Regions from separate parts of the Mus musculus genome. Here region 1 is linked to region 2. Evidence: chromatin loops called from intact Hi-C (ENCODE). Cell type or tissue: left cerebral cortex. All regions are shown on one strand.

Evidence for each region. A loop is a pair of places that touch in the nucleus more often than their neighbours do. Peaks named below come from ENCODE experiments on the same cell type or tissue, not always from the same donor. Only the 100,000 strongest peaks of a DNase experiment are listed, where the experiment ranks them.
Region 1: it touches region 2 in a loop (1.8-fold over the local background); 3 of 42 quality-filtered maps call a loop at or near these places.

What each region holds. Positions count from the first base shown.
Region 1 is chr8:122,984,096-122,992,095 of GRCm38, reverse strand. The region is part of intron 1 of Ankrd11 (ankyrin repeat domain 11); the gene reads left to right. Among named protein-coding and RNA genes, the nearest start is that of Gm24445, 5.2 kb to the right of the region's middle. In left cerebral cortex, no CTCF peak of the experiment used is centred here; no DNase peak of the experiment used is centred here; H3K27ac peaks cover 559 bases.
Region 2 is chr8:122,924,955-122,932,954 of GRCm38, reverse strand. The region is part of intron 2 of Ankrd11 (ankyrin repeat domain 11); the gene reads left to right. Among named protein-coding and RNA genes, the nearest start is that of Gm39272, 4.8 kb to the left of the region's middle. In left cerebral cortex, a CTCF peak has its summit at 5,986 (motif pointing left); DNase peaks (open chromatin) are centred at 929, 1,699, 3,474 and 3,895; H3K27ac peaks cover 4,478 bases.

The sequences.
Region 1 (8,000 bases), 59 kb before region 2:
TTAGACCTAACTCTTCTTAAATTGGTGATCCATATTTATTCTATTTGTGAGAGTGACATGGCCCTTGTGTGGAAGTCAGAGGATACTCTTAGTGTCCTGCCTCAACTTTCTATGGTTTGAAAACCATAGCATAAGCCAGTTCAGCTGGCCTATGAGCTAAAGCTCCTAGTGTCTACCCCTTCCATTTCCTGTAGGAGTACAGGGATCACTGATACTTAGGCTGCTGCGGCTGGCTTTTATGTAGATTCTGGCAATCAAGCTTTTGGGACAATTGCTTTAGCTGATGAGCCACCTCCAGCTCTTAGTGTTTATTACTTTTAAAGAATGTGTATTTCTGGGATATTCTAACTGTAACACTTGCACAGGTGAGCACATGTGTGGATTTTGCATGGACATGATTGTGTAGGCACATGGCGGTCAGAGCAGGACGTTGAGTGTCTTCTTCCTTCCTTGTTTTCTGCCTGGAGACAGGGTCTCGTGCTGGATTGGAAGCTCACCACCCTGGCTAGGTTGTTTGACCAGCAGGCTCTTGTGATCTACTTGTCTCTGCTTCAGTGCTCGGGTTACACGCATACTCATGCATGCCCAGCTCTAAGGGTTTTATTGCAGTGAAGAGGCACCATGAGCAAGGTAGCTCTTAGAAAGGAGAACATTTAATTTGGGCTGGCTTACAGTTTTGGAGGTTTAGTCCATTATTATGGCAGGAAGCATGACAGCATGCAGGCAGACATGGTGCTGGAGAAGGAGCTGAGAGTTCTACATCTTGATCAGAAGGCAACTAGGAGGAGACTGTATGTACTGGGTGCAGCCTGAGCATAGGAGGAGACCTTAAAGCCCACCCTCACAGTGACACACTCCTCCCAACAAGGCCACACTCCCTAATGCCACACCACAAGGACCAAACATTCAAACACATGAATGGGGAGGGGGAGGGCAAACCTATTCAAACCACGCTTGCAGAACAAGTGTTCTTAACCTACTCAGCCATAGCGCCAACCCCTACTTTATAATAACTCATATTGAAAAAATCTTGTGAATACACTGTCAGTCTTAATTGTGTACAGGATTCTGCTCCCAGTACAAAGATCGTTACCTTCTAGACTGAACTTGAAGTTTACATTATAGTAAATTATTTTGATAAATTCTGATAAATACACTGTTAGTCTAAGGTCTTGAATGATTCCAGAAAAGTCTTTCACAAAGACACTATAGTAAAATACCTTTTTAGGTAGTAAGCATCATTGGTTAGCCTCTTGATTTGCTTACCTGTGATCACTGTTTAATTATATTTAAATTTCATAGCTTTAGGCTTGTATATCTGAAATACGTTTTCAGTGCTCTTACTCTAATTACTGGGTAGTAGAATATATTCTGCTATTGTACTTTCAAGATCTTAAAACAAAAATATGTATGAATTAGATGTGGCATATGACATTTTAAAAAAAAGTTGTACTGTTGTTTGACCCTGGCATTATAGGAGCATTTTTACTTCATATTAATGTGTGTAAGGTGCTTATTGTTTAATAACAGCAAAGTAGATTCCTTTGGAGGAAGCTTGTCTCTCTTAACTGGTGAGCTAATTCTACATTGTAGGCTGGGTGGGGGGGCAGACAGACAGACAGACACAGACAGAGATACAGACTGTCTCTCCATTCGTCCTGTTTTTCTTGGGTCTGGAAAGTCTGGAGAAAGGTGAGTTCTCATCTGTGTAGGCCTGCTGTGAGGCTTGGGTAGCTTCTAGAGCCTAACCAGGACCCTGTCATAGATTGTGGGAACTTTTGTAGCTTGAATTTTTCCAAGTAATTATATGACGGTTTTTTAAAGTTGTTTGTCCCTGGCATAATGGGAGCATTCCCACTTCATCCTAATATATGTAAGCTGTGTGTTGTTTAACAGCAGCACAGTGGATTCCTCTGGAGGCAGCTTATGACTCATCCCATTGTCTTCTTAACTTCCGGACAGGATGTGGGCATGGGTCTACATTCTGTGTTTTGGCATAATCCTAAAATGTCATACTTTGCTCTATGTCTGTGTTTGTCTTGATGGGAGTAAGTCATAGACTGTGGGGGGTTAAACAGTAGGCTGTGACCTGGTTCCCAAGAATCCCAGCAGCACTTGGGAGGCAGAGGCAGGCGGATCTCTGAGCTTGAGGCCAGCCTGGTCTACAGAGTGAGTTCCAGGACAGCCAGGGCTACACAGAGAAACCCTGTCTCAAAAAAAGTGGATATCCTTGAAGTTCATGCAGTGGTGACGATGCTGTTCATACTGTGGTGTGTCTTGTCCGTGTTGAGTTCAGCTCTTAGCGGGATTACGCTTGGCAATTTGGAATGGAAACATTGTTAAAGATTTTAAGACTTTGCAGGGTTCAGTCTAGAACAGCTTTATATAGTTTGCAGTGCTGCTGCTTGTGGTGTGGATCTGCTCAGTCCTGTGAGTCTGAAGCTGAGCGAGTGTTTCGGTATGGTGGTCTCTGGCACTATGTGTCACCTGCTCACCCCTTTGTGTGGATGGGTGGCTAAGCCGTGAGTTTGAAGCCAGTACATAATGAGGCTACATAATGAGGCTGTCTGAAAAAACAAAGCAAAAGGACATCAAACCAAACCGGTATCTCCCACCAAAACCTTCCTGTTTATTAATAAAGATGTAATCTACTAGAGCTTTTATGGTGTTGGGAGGAAAACAAACTTTATCATAGTTGGATATATAATTGCTTTTAAAACACCATCACTACCTCAACATTTAGTCCTCCTGCCTCTTCCTCCTGTGTGCTCAGGTGACAGGTGTATGGCTGTGCCTGGCTTACACTTGAGTTTTGATCACCATGAGTCATGCCCTTGTGATAGCCATAACTGTCCACTGTGCTCATTACCTTTGAGATAAGTAGAATGCATGCAGTTGGTTCTGCTTTGGCAACCTCTGACACGTTGATCTTACCCTGTACTGAGCAGATATGCCATGTCTTCCTGCTGTGGTGGACTATAACCCTCTTAAAGCTGTGAACTGAAGTAAATCTTTAATCCTTAAAGGGGAAGCAAGCAGGAAGCCGTTAACATTGATAACTGGCAATCGGGTCCTTTGATTTAGAAGATTTTCTAGGTTCTTTGCATGGTCTTTCAGATTGTGGATCATGTCTTAAAAATCTCTTATGCCTTGGTGGTGTTGCCTGCCTTTAATCCCAGCACTTGGGAGGCAGAGGCAGGCAGATCTCAGGGAGTCTGAGGCCAGTCTGGCCTACAGAGTGAGAGACTGCACTCCCCATTCCTACAGTATACTCCCCTCACCCCCACACCCTCACCCCCCACACCCTCATCCTCCACTCTCCCCCAAAAAAAGGAAGAAAAAAAGAAGTAGATTTCTTCTCAAATCAAGACCACAATAAGATGACTTCTTAGGCCTTTGTAAATTTGGCGTTTTTACCATCTTTACACACACACACACACACACACACACACACACACACACACACACACACACCCTCTACCTCTGAAGGTCTCTAGAGGTCTAAAGGCCTCAAAGGTAGAATGTCATTCTTCTTTGATTGTTTTTATTGTATTTTTTTGAGACAAGGTTTCTCTGTATAGTCCTGACTGTTCCGGAACTCAGAGATGCTTGTCTTTGCTTCCTGACTGCTGGGATTAAAGTCTGGGCTACCACACCTGGCGCTTAGAAATTGGGTTTAAGGACTTTGTAGTACCGAGGCTGGTGTTTGGTTTTGACCTCAGATGCTATACTCACAGCCCTTAGCCTAGAAAAATAACACTTTAACTTTTCAATATGACCAATCTTATAGATTCTACATAGTCCTTGGGCCAAGTTCATAAAAGTCTCATCTGTGGAACTTGGTTCAGCCAGAAACCAGGCTGATGTTTAGGGCTGATGTTGGGGCAAGTCTGTTTCTCCTCCTGAATCACTGCATCATCCACCTTTCAAAGCCTGGTCTCGGCCACAGCAAACCTGAAGAGGTCAGAGAGGTTTTCCTAGGGGCCCAGAAGTAGCTGCAACATCTGTATGCACTGTATATGATCAGGCCAGACCTCTGGAAATGATGATTCTGTGGTGAGGTGACATAATGACAGACAAGACAGCTTGGGAGCAAAAAAGCCTTTTCTCAATTTTTTTTAATTCCCAAAATAATTTTTAAAAATTTTTGTATAATTGCTTATTGTTGTGCTTGCTGGCCCATTTCCAAGTTCCTTCTACGTGTGTGTGTGCAATGTTGTATGTAAACTTATTCTATATACCAGTAGTTGGTTAGCCTCTGTCCTTGAATACTGTCATTTATCTGACTTTAGTAGATGTATTGATTATCGCTGGTGTATAGAAATGCAGTGGACCTGTATATCTTTGTTTGTATATTGGGAATTTTTCTGTCTACCTATGAGAATACTAGGAATGCTAGAGGCTTTCCAGACTTCACTACCCAACAGTGTTGTGTATGGAAATTAACCACATTATAATGTGAAGCACTAGAAGCTGGTATTCATGACATTTAAGTCATACTAAACTAGAGAAGCAAAGAGGAAGCGTTGCCAGAGGAGCAGCACACTGCAGCCTGGTTGCTAGGACGGTCAGTCAGGAGAGTCTGCTTAGAGGCCAGGGAGGGAGGGATCCTGCTTCACTGTTCCTGTGGGCACAGGCTAGTCATAGAGCCACCAGTGGGACTCTCAGCAAAGAGATTAGATTTGGCCTGCAAGATTTAGGGTGACTTGTCCACCAGACAAGGGAAGGAAGAGGTGAGGGGAGAGAAAATACTCAGAGGAAAGTGAGAAGAGGGATTGGTAGGTTGATCTGCTGGCTTAGGAGCATGTGTGAAGGAGATGAGCAGGAAGTATTTTTTTTTCCATTTTTTAAAAAAATAGATTGAAAGGTGTAGAAGTTCGACTTGGAGTGAATTATCTTTGTCATCACAAGATTTCTGTCATCTTTGTTTCTTGGAAGGAAAGACCTGCTATTGCGAGATGGGCTTTGTGTTGGTTTTAGTTTAGCATGAACTGAAGTGCAGTTTTTATTTCTCTCTCTTCCTCTTCCCTGTGCTTGATTTTGTTACTAAGACCAAGGCTCAGTGCTGTTACCTCAGCCTCTGGATGGGACCAGCTCTGCCCCGCGCCACTGTGCTTGCTTTCCGCTTTCCATTTTGGGGCTGCCCTCAAAGAAACTTAGTTTAGTTTCCTGTTGTGAAAATTCTTGCAGGTTGATATTCGCAGTTTGTGTGTGTGTGTGTGTGTGGTTTTTTTTTTTTTTTTTTTGGATGCCTTTTTGTTTTCTGTCACCTGAGCTGGTAGTTCAAGGTGTAGCCCAGGTTGGCCTTGAACTTTTGGCAGTTCTCCTGCCTCAACACTCTAAAGTGTTAGGTTTGTATTTGTGAAACAATACCTGGTTTGATCCTTCCCTCCCTCCCTCTCCCCTCCCACATTTTATTACCTGTTGATGTTTGCGGAGGCCAGAGGCACATCCCTCTCCTCTAAGTCCCCTTGACCTGGAGCTTGTCAGTCAGTCTGGATGAGCGGTGGTCCCTGGGAGTTTGCTTCTGTCTCCACAGCATGGTACAAAATGTGCATTACCATGCCTGGCTTCTGTCGTTTACTTGTTAATATTGTTTTATATGTCTGTGTACCTCTTAGGTGCTTGGTGCCCAAGGAGGTCAGAAGGAGGCTTCAGGTCCCCTAGACCTGGAGTCGAACGCAGCCTTACTGTAGGCTAGCTTGACTGGCCAGTGAGTGCCATAGATCAGAGCTCAGGTCCTTGTGCTTGTACAGCAAGCGTGTGACCCACTTTTTACTTGTTTTCCTGGGCCCAGAAGATTCTTCTTCACTCTGAATAAACAGCTGAGACGGGGCTGTATGCATGGCCAGAAAGAAGGGTTGAGCTCCCAGTGTACACACAGCTTGACTCGGAGCCTACCTTCCTTCAGCCTTTTGTGCTGTTACATGCTGTAGCTCTTGCAGCCTCTCGGGACGCTTTTTAGGAAGTTGATGCCATTCTTGTTGTTACTCCTCTGAGTTTCATCCGTATGTTGGAACAAGAGAATTTTGCTTCATATTCATGATGAAGAACCTGTCTTTTTCCTGGGGATGTCAGGATTGCTGGAGGATCTTCAGGACTATGTACAAAACCTTCTGCTCGTAGTATCACCTTCCAGGCTAATGGATGGTTTAACATAGTCACTAAACCAGTACAAATTGTCCTTCTAGAAATTGTGAAAGTTTAGAGATGAAGAACATTGATTGCCAGCATTTTGAATTAAATAAATAGAAGTTTTTAAAAAAGAGACATTCTGGAGCACAGACAACTTGCTGTTCCCCTGGCACCCACATTGGACATCTCACAGCTGCCTGTAACCTCAGCTCCAAGTACGGATCCTCTTCTCTGGCTTATTTGGGTATCTGCACCCAGGTGGCATACACATGCATCCTTTATTCTGTATGCTGACCAGTTATGATCAAGTCTGTGAGTAAAGTGACAGTGGATGTGTGTTGATGGCTACATTCCTGGCTTCCTAGCAGACGACATCTGAAAGTTAATTACCACACCACTGAGTAACCACAGTCTCATGGGTCCCTGCTTCACTTTTCTTGCCTAATATTTTAGGGCAATGTTGGTTTTACCCAGTTATTCAGTCTTATAAGTCAGCATAAATTCTTTAGGACACCAGTCTGCTCAGCTCCCAGAATCTCCGCAGTTTCATTTCTCCTACTTGTTCTCTGCTGCTCTTGTCCTTGGATGCTCATGAGCTGTTAGGTGACTGGCATCAGAAGGCTTTGTTTGAGAAGAGATCTCACTTTGTAGCCCAGTTTGGCCTCAGCCTTCAGGTCCTTCTTCCTTAGCCTCCTGAGGGCAGGGATTATAGAGAGGAGCCACTGTTCCTGACTGACAGGCCTTGATGTGTTTGAAATTGAGTGTCGTGTTCCTGTAAGAGACTGGTCTTGCCACATGTCATATTGATCTCATCCCACAGAGCAAGTGCGGGGTCTATGAGACCTCTGTTTTGGAATATGTATGGAAGGGCTGTTGGGTCTTTGCATTTAAAAGCTAATCCCACCCCCAAACCAGTCCTCTCCAACAGTGTTGTCGGGCGGGGGCAGAGTTTTCTCAGTTTAGAGAAAAATTTTCTTAGGTGATTATTACATGATTATTACACAAGGTTATTTTGGAAGAGGGAGAAGGAAGAACTAAGCCAGTGTTTACTTATTAGATTTATTTGTGAAGAGGGGAGATCAGGGGAGGTGAGAACTCACTTTGCAGTCCTCAGTCCATACAGAGAAGAATGTACTGATGTCAGGAGGTGGGCTTGCTAAGAGGCATGTTGAGAGAAGCTATGGCGGTCTCTGAAGTAGGTAAGTGCCTGTTCTGTGGAGCTCCTTGTCGCCGTTGATATCCAGTGAGTGGAAAGACTAATCAGTGGTTTAAGTAGAGGGTCTTGAATTATACGTATATGACACACCATGTTCATTCTTATATGTCTGTTGAAAGAAAAGAACTAAATGTTACTAGTCTAGCCTTGATGCAGCTACTTTTCAGGCAAAGGCGTCTGTCTCTTCTCTCCAAACTACAGCTCCTTGTCAAAGCATATGTCAGACTCACTTTCACTCTTTTATTTACTGATTTTTCTAATGATTGGGATAAGGTCTCACATGGTAGTTCTAGCTGGCCTAGAACTCACTATGGCCAGGCTGGCCTCAAACCCAAGAGGTGCACCTTCCTCTGCTCCTCAAGTGCTGGCACTAAAGACGTGGCCCACCACACTCTGTGGGGAGGCTCTGACTGAGAGTCTGGTCTTGCTTGAGTTGGGACTAGTGAACAGTGTGTATTTCTGTTTTGAAGTAATGTATTCCGGATGCTTTTTGAGTCTCAGGAGGAGAAAGCTGCTGCTGCTGCTGCTGCTGCTGCTGCTTCTTCTTCTTCTTCTTCTTCTTCTTCTTCTTCTTCTTCTTCTTCTTCTTCTTCTTCTTCTTCTTCTTCTTCTTCTTCCTCTTCCTCTTCCTCTTCCTCCTCCTCCTTCT
Region 2 (8,000 bases):
TAGACAACTTGTGGCCTGGAGTTGTCTTCTCACCACCAGCACACATGGGGGCCCACTCCCTGTCTGTCAAATAAAGGTGTAGAGGCCAACAAGTGTTCTTAGTGTCAGCTTGTGCTTGAGGGTTTATCAGCCCAGTTTCTGGGTGAAGCCTGAAACATGTGATAGAAGTATAATAAAAGCATTCTTAGCATTGTGGGGTGAAAGAAGAGAAAGATAGTAAGATAGGTATTGCCATGAGGAAGTGGTCACAGGGATAGCTCCTGTCTGCGTGCAGTCATTTCTGCACCCTTTTGCATGCTTCCCTATTTCCAGGGGACTTCACATTTTTACAGCCCCTTCCCACAAAGCAGAAGAAATGATAGAAATAGATTTTTAATTCCAAACCGTGATTGGTTGCTCTGCTTTCCCAGAAACCTAATCATTTTCTGCTGGACCCTTTGCTTAGGCAACTTCCTGCCTTTTCTTTGCAGTTGTTGCTCGCTTGTGTAGACTTAGCTGTCAGCAACTCTCTTGAGCCATAGCCCAGCTTCTGAAAGCTTGAAAGGCTCTGAAGGAAGGAAGGAACTGTGTGCGGGAGGCCAGGGAAGAGCAAACTGTTGAGACTGGGCCCAGGAAGCCCTCCAGGTGGATGACTCTTGTCAGGCTTGGCCATTTCTTGCCTGTAACATGCCAGTACAGGATTATGGATCCACTGTGTTATGATTTGTAGGTGTGTCCTTATGCAGATGACTTGGCATATGTGGGGCTGCAGACTGCATTTGCCTTCATGCTATTGCTCTGCTGAACAATGATGTCTAGAGAAAAAGTGTAGGCTGGAGAGAGGAGGGGGTGGGTGATGATCTTTACTTTACTCTGGAAATCTTTTTTATTTTAATGCCATTATCTTCTATTTGCAGCTTTCAGAAATCAGCTGGTGTCACTGCACATATGCTTAGAACTGTTGCTATAACGACAAGCCTGGCAGCCCACACAGTCCTTCTGGAAGGCCTGGGTGCTGCTTGTAGCATCTGTTACAGGAGGACACACATCCCTCTGACCTGGGAGGATCTGTCAGTTGCTATGTTTCTTAAAGCCTCTGCTTTCTTGTGTGGTTGCCTGCTTACTTCACCTGGTCAAGATGCCGAGCTGTGTGTTTAGTGCAATGAGAAGTAGAACCTTGAGACTGTCTGTTTCTGCTCCTCTCCTTCCCACACATGCAGCAGAAACAGGGCCATTTGTTAGTTGGTGCCGTCCAGCCATCGTTGGAAAACTGGATTTGAGCCCTTTACCATGGAAACCTCAAATTTAGGAGCAATATTTCATATAAACAACATTTTCTTCAAGTTGCTTGACTATGGGTTATAACTCCTTGGTTATATGTATTAAAGAAATTTGGTGTCATTTCTGTATTATAACTATCTTCATCTGTATATACAGTAATAAAATTATAATCTATATGAAATTGGATTTGAAAAGTAAATTGTTCTTTCCATGCGTCATTTGGCTGTCATCTAGCAACTCCCACTTGACTACATACAAAATGACTTTTTAAAACTTTGTTGGTTGTGAACTCCCTGAGAATTGGGTAAGCGCTCTGGGTCCATCCTGAAAGGCTTTGCATTTGTGGGTATCTTCTCTTTTTTTAAAAATCTCCGGATTGGTCCCTTCCTCCCCCTGCCCCCATCTCTATGTAACCCTGGCCATCCTTAAACTCACTATGCAGAGCAAAGCTGGCCTCGAACTCAGACACCCACCTGCCTCTCCCTTTTTAGTGTTGGGAATAAAGTCATGTGCTGCCACATCCAGCTTTTGGTATCCTATATAATTTGGGTGTTTTCAGAACTCTGGACTCTGATTTACCCCTCATTTTAGTTATTTTTACCATGGAGAGAGCTTCACTTGAATTTGTAACTCTTATTTAAAGTTGTTCACTATTGTTTTCTTGGTCACATTCCACTGACTCTGTTTGCAGAGTTCCCTTTCCTGTTGATTAGCCTAACACCTTCTGTCTTCAGGTTTACAGTGTTCCTGAGGCAGCCTTAGAACTCTGTAGCCCAGGCTGTTTCCAGAATGGCTGTGGTGCTCTTATCTCACCCTCTTGAGTGCTGGGATTACAAGCTTCCTATCTTTTGGTAAATTGATAGCAAAAGACATTTGTTCTGGTCTGAAGTGGAAAAACCAGGCATGGTGGTAAGTCAAAACAGTCTCACTGACTGGGCAGTGTAGCTGAGTAGGTTCATTGAAAGGTGTCTTCAAAATAAGGTCGAGAGCAGTAGGGGAATACACTGGAAGTTGGATTCTGATCTCCACACGTATATGTGTACACACACACACAAAACACACACCAGAAGTGCACAAATACATTCATTTGTAGTAACAAAACTTGTGAAGAAACAGTTGTTAGTTAACAAGAGAATGGGTAATTTTCAGACATTACACATCTCACCACAGTTATTACAAAGCACCCATAGTTAAGTCTGTATAATATTTAGCCTTGGAAAGACGAGAGTCAAAGTAGGAAAATTGGTTTAGGGGAGAAGAAACAATAGTAGATGAGTGTGTGTGCTGAGCCTCAGCCATATGTTAGCTCTTACGGGTCGTACATTAGAGGGGTTTGAGTGCTCAATAGTTAAGAGCACTTGCTGTACAATCATGAGGATTTGGTTGGCTCTAAAAACCATGCAGCAAGCTGAGACTTGTTGTGACTGCAGCAGTGTAGGGGCAGAGGAGGGTGCCTGGGACTTGCCCAGCCCCAGCTTCAATGAGAGACCCTGTTTAGCAGAATATGATAAAGTGGAGCATCCATTCTATATCTTTTTTCTGGTGGTAGTGGGGAGCATGCCCCTTCTATAAATTGTGATCCCTTAGAGAACTCTGAGTGTCTCAGCAAGTGTTCAGTATAGGCTGTATACCCTGAAGTAAATCCTGAAGAAGTAATGCCCACAAAGCTGTGATGTCCACGAAGGAGTGGCCTGGCTAGTGAGAGCAAGAGCAAGCCGGCACAGAAAGCAAGCCTCTGCCTCTGTGTTGTCTTTTATACCGGCTGCCAGCAGAAGGTGTGGCCCAGATTAAAGGTGCATCTTCCCACCTCAAAGATCTGGATTAGAAGTAGGTCTTCCCACATCAAATGATTGAATTAGAGGGGAAAATCCTTCACATTCAGTTTTAGTTCATTCCAGATGTAGTCAGGCTGACAACCAAGAATAGCTGTCACAGTTCTTTTGTGGAAATCACAAGATATAATTCCTTCAGGTACCCTCTAGATTTCTGAAATAGTTGTAAAAATCCATGCTTTCATACTTACAAATATCATGTGGTTTTGGCACCTCAGACTTTAGATCTTTGGGATTTGTTTGCCTCAGAGTTGTTTTGGTTCTTAGTATGGCATTGGACTGTGGCGTGTGAAGGAGCTTCCAGTAGGCAGAAATGGACTGTGTGGCTATTGTGCATGCTGAGGCCTCCAGTCCTGGTTTTGGCTGCTGGATGTGGGTATGCCAGTTTTCCTCTGGGAGTCTCATTTCTCTCTATGAAGTAGTTCTATCCACATCATCTGGGGAAAAAAATGTAAGCATAAAACATTGTATAAGTAAGATATGGTTAATGCATTTGAAACCACAGAACTTATTTTCTATAATCAAATCAGATTATATGAACTGATATGTTTAGTGAAAATACAGATATTCAAATAAGCCTGTCTTTGTAAAAGTCACATTCTTGGGTCTGTATTCATTCCTAGCCTAGTGTTGTTAACTTCTGTCCAAAACCAAACTGCTAAAGTGTGAGAACACTCCTTGAAGATGCAGAACTCTCGACCAGCCCTGTCTGCCTGACTTCACTACAGCAATCTGGTATATGTGGCAGCCCACAGAACCCACCGTCTTCTTTAGAATCTAATGTGTTGTAGTGAGTCCTTGTGTGCTGTTGCTGAGCCGTTGCCGTGGGTGAGTCAGTTTTTGACCATGTTAGAAGTGACTGGGGAGACTGGATCAGCATAGAAACAAGGCTTCTGTATGGAATAGGAAGTAAAAGTCACCTCAGGACAGACATTTTAAACTTCCCCTTCTGTCTTAGAGCCTGAATGAAGTTGAGGCCAGCAATCCAGCAGCATCGGTAACTCGCACACTAGGGTCAGCTCCTGTCTTATTCCTGCCTGAGAGACTGCGGGAAGGCTCACTGATGAGCACCACACAAGGTAGGGGTGTGGTTCTGATCCTAGAGAGAACTAAACATTTCTGGCAGCAAACCAGCCATTGTTTTTGAAAACATGGGCAGAGGTTCACACAGGCAAGTTAACAGAATGACATTCTTCATGTGATGATGGATATATGCCTTCCAGTATTTTCTGTTCTGATAATTGACTTGAGAAAGCTTCTTTCTTCATAATTGCCAAAATTGGAAGCAGCCAAGATTCAGCAGGTGAATGGATAAACAGTGATGTGGCCAGACAATAGGATATTATTTCATTGCTAAAAACAACCCAGCTTTAATCACAGAGGAACCACACCTGTGCATTACAAAGCTAAAGAAACCCATCGTGGGGGCTCTGATGCCATGACTCTGCAGTTAAGTGCACTTGTGATGGAAGCTGATGACCCACATTGGATCTCCAGTACCCACAGCAGAAGGAAGGACTGCTGACCCTACGTGTGTGGAGTGGCACGTGTGTACACCTCCAACAGAAACACAAGACATTTACAAAGAAAAAAATTTCCTTCTTTCTTCCTTTCTCTCTCTCTCTCTCTCTCTCTCTCTCTCTCTCTCTCACCTGCCTGCCTGCCTGCCTGCCTGCCTTCCTTCCTTCCTTCCTTCCTTAAATAAATAAATAAATAAATAAATAAATAAGCTGTCTTGAAAAGGCAACATGATATAGGGTTCTAGTTCTGTAAATCCTGAGAAAAGCAAAACAGGTCCACGGCTGCCAGGCCAGGAGGACGCAGAGCAGATGGCCAGACCACAGAGGATGTTTAGAGCAGTGAAACTGGGCTATATGGTGTGTTATAATAGTGGATATAAATGACTGCATTTGAGAATTACAGGACGTTTAGCACTCAGTGTGAACCTGTTGTAAATAATGAACACTGGGCATTAGTAGTGATTGCTGGACCATGTAGAGGCTGTGTACCTTTGAGGTAAAGGTATGTGACAACTCTCTTTTATATTCAATATTCCTGGAAACTTAAGGCTGCTCTAACTAATGGATGGTTAATATGCTAAAAATAATACTGAACTAAAGCCCAGCAACAACTAGAGTTTGGACAACTCCACCGTGGTGGGTGGCCCTTTATCTTTGTGAAACAGCCCCAGATGACCTCTAGTAGTGTTGTGTGGGAAAGGGCAGGGATTCTCTTCTAGACAACATCATGTTCAGACTTTTTAGAACCTGTTGTGTAAACAAAACAGTGCTAGAGTTCTGCCAGAGAAGATGAGAGTAGGAAGAAACTGGAGCTTCTTCAGCAGTTACTTTGTTTATAAGCAAGCAGGGAAGGCAGCACTGGTCTCTGTTGTATATCATAGACTCCACCAGGAAAGCAGCACGAACAAAGCCAGGTGTCGTGACCACTAGTGGCTAAGGCCTCCATGTTGGGTCATCGCCTTTGGGAGCACTGTGCTCAGACACGCAACTCAGCCATGACTCTTCTGTTTGCCTGCCTGCCATGCTTTCTGTACCACAACCTCTCCAGAGTCATTGTACTTTATGGTTTATGGAGTACCTCTTTATTATGTGTCACTCCAAGAGACCATGATCCTGTCTTTATGTAAAGATTAAAAGCCGGGCTAGAGAAACTGCCCTCCCAGAGGTCCTGAGTTCAATTCCCAGCAACCACATGGTGGCTCACAACCATCTGTAATGGAATCCAGTGCCCTCTTCTGATGTGTCTGGAGACAGTGACAGCGCACTGACGTACATTAAATAAATAAAAGGACACCAGCTGCTGCTGCTCTGGAGGTCCCGAGCTCCATGCCCAGCACCACTTGGTAGCTCGCAGCAGTGGGACATGGCGCCCTCTTCTGTCACGCAGGCACACATGCAGGCAGAGTGCTCTTATACATAAATAAATAAACAAGTTAGAGATGAGGATGCCTGTAAGGCTGCTCACTCCTGGAAAGCACACACCATTATTGTCCCAGGGCTGTCTGTGGAGTGTAGAATGACGTTCTCTGAGACTTGGTTCTCCACTAGAGAGCTGTCCAGCCTTTCCAAAGTCTAAACAAGAGATGCTGTGATGTATAGGAGGAGGTGCCTTAGTAGGTCATAGGTCAGGAAGTGTGACACTGTCATTTTTTTCTGTGAATTGTCACAGTACAAAGTTTATAAACAAATTTGATTAGAAAAAAGAATCTTCTTGTAAGTGGTACTAAGAACACACTCTGTTTTCTGTCACTAAACAAGGAAAATGCCAAGTGGCTTTGTAGGGAGGGGCTTTGAAGTCTTCTGCTCTTGGGTCCACCCTGGAATGTCCAGACCTTAGCATGCCAGGATTCCTAAAGAACATACCAAGCTCTGAGACTGATAACCTCAGCTGAGGCAGATGGCAGTTCCTATCTGCTGTCCTCTCATCTCTACCTTGTCATTCCTAAGTTTACCATATCAGGGCTCTAAAGGGCATTCATTTGCTTGATGTCACGTGACATACTTAGAAGTTTCAGAATAATAATTGTAATGCAACCAGGAACACTACCATTCCTGCAAAGAGGAATTTGTGCGCTCTAATGCTCACGCACGCACATGTGTACATACGTACATGTGCTATTTTAGGTTTTGGGTTTTTTTCCCCTCTTCTTATCCACATAGCATGTGAGAGTTGGTTCATTCCTTTGTATTCATGAAGAGAAGGGAGGTGTGAACTGCCTGGAAGGGCGTGGTTGGGATAGCTGTTGGAGTTCCCCTGCTTTAATGGTCGTGAGCTTTGTGTCATAGGTCTTGCTCAGGAATACAGCTGAGTGCAGTGCTGTGCCCACGCTGCTAGTCTCACAGGGGCATGGTTTTGTGTGTGTGTCTGTGTGTGTGTCTGTGTGTGTGTCTGTGTGTGTGTGTGTGTCTGTGCATATGTGTGTCTGTGTTCAGATGCATCTAGAGGCCTGAGGGAAACATTGGGTATTTGCTACTCCAGCACAGCCCATCCTTTTCTTCCTTTTTAAAGAAAGGTCTCTCATTGACCTGGAACTGAACAAGTCAACTAGACCGACTAGCTAACAAGCCCCAGAAACCTGTGCATCCCTGTTTGCTTATCTGTCTGTCTGTCTAAGCATATGCCATGAGGATCAACCCCAAATCTTGGTGCTCAGAGGACAAGCACTTTGTAGACTGAGCTTTCTTCCCAGGAGCTCAAGTAGGGCAGGGTCCTGGAAGCAGAAACTGACAGCCAGATCGTGGAGGGTGCTGGCTTCCTTCTCATAGCTTCTTCCACCTGCTTTCTTAGAGAACCCAGTGTGGTCTGGGCTCTCCCTCACAGGGCTAGGGCCTCTGCTATCTATCACTAATTAAGAAAATGCTATATATACAACTGGATTTTATAGAGGCATTTTCTCAGTTTAAGTTCCCTCTAGCTGGTGTCAAGTTGAAATTAAACTAGCCATCTGTGTTCCTGTCCCCTCATCGGATTGCTTTTACTGTTTGTTTTTCACTGTGCTTATAGGCCTGCTCTCTGACCCTGGCTCTGGACATGGCCTGCCTTGTTCACACTTTATCTTTTCACCCTTACACCAAGTATTCCATAGAGCAGTAGGTTGAAAATGGAAGTGAGCTTTTTTTTTTTCTCTTTAGATTCTGCTTTGGGTGTCTAATTAATTAATCTAATTAAGAATTTTCCTTACCTCCAGTTTTCCTCTGAGAAAAGGATTTTCTCCTTTTACATTTTTTATTTTGTTTTGTTTTGTTTTGTTTTTGAGACAGGGTTTCTCTGTGTAGCCCTGGCTGTCCTGGAGCTCACTTTGTAGACCAGGCTGGCCTCGAACTCAGAAATTCTCCTGCCTCTGCCTCCCAAATGCTGGGATTAAAGGCGTGCGCCACCACACCCGGC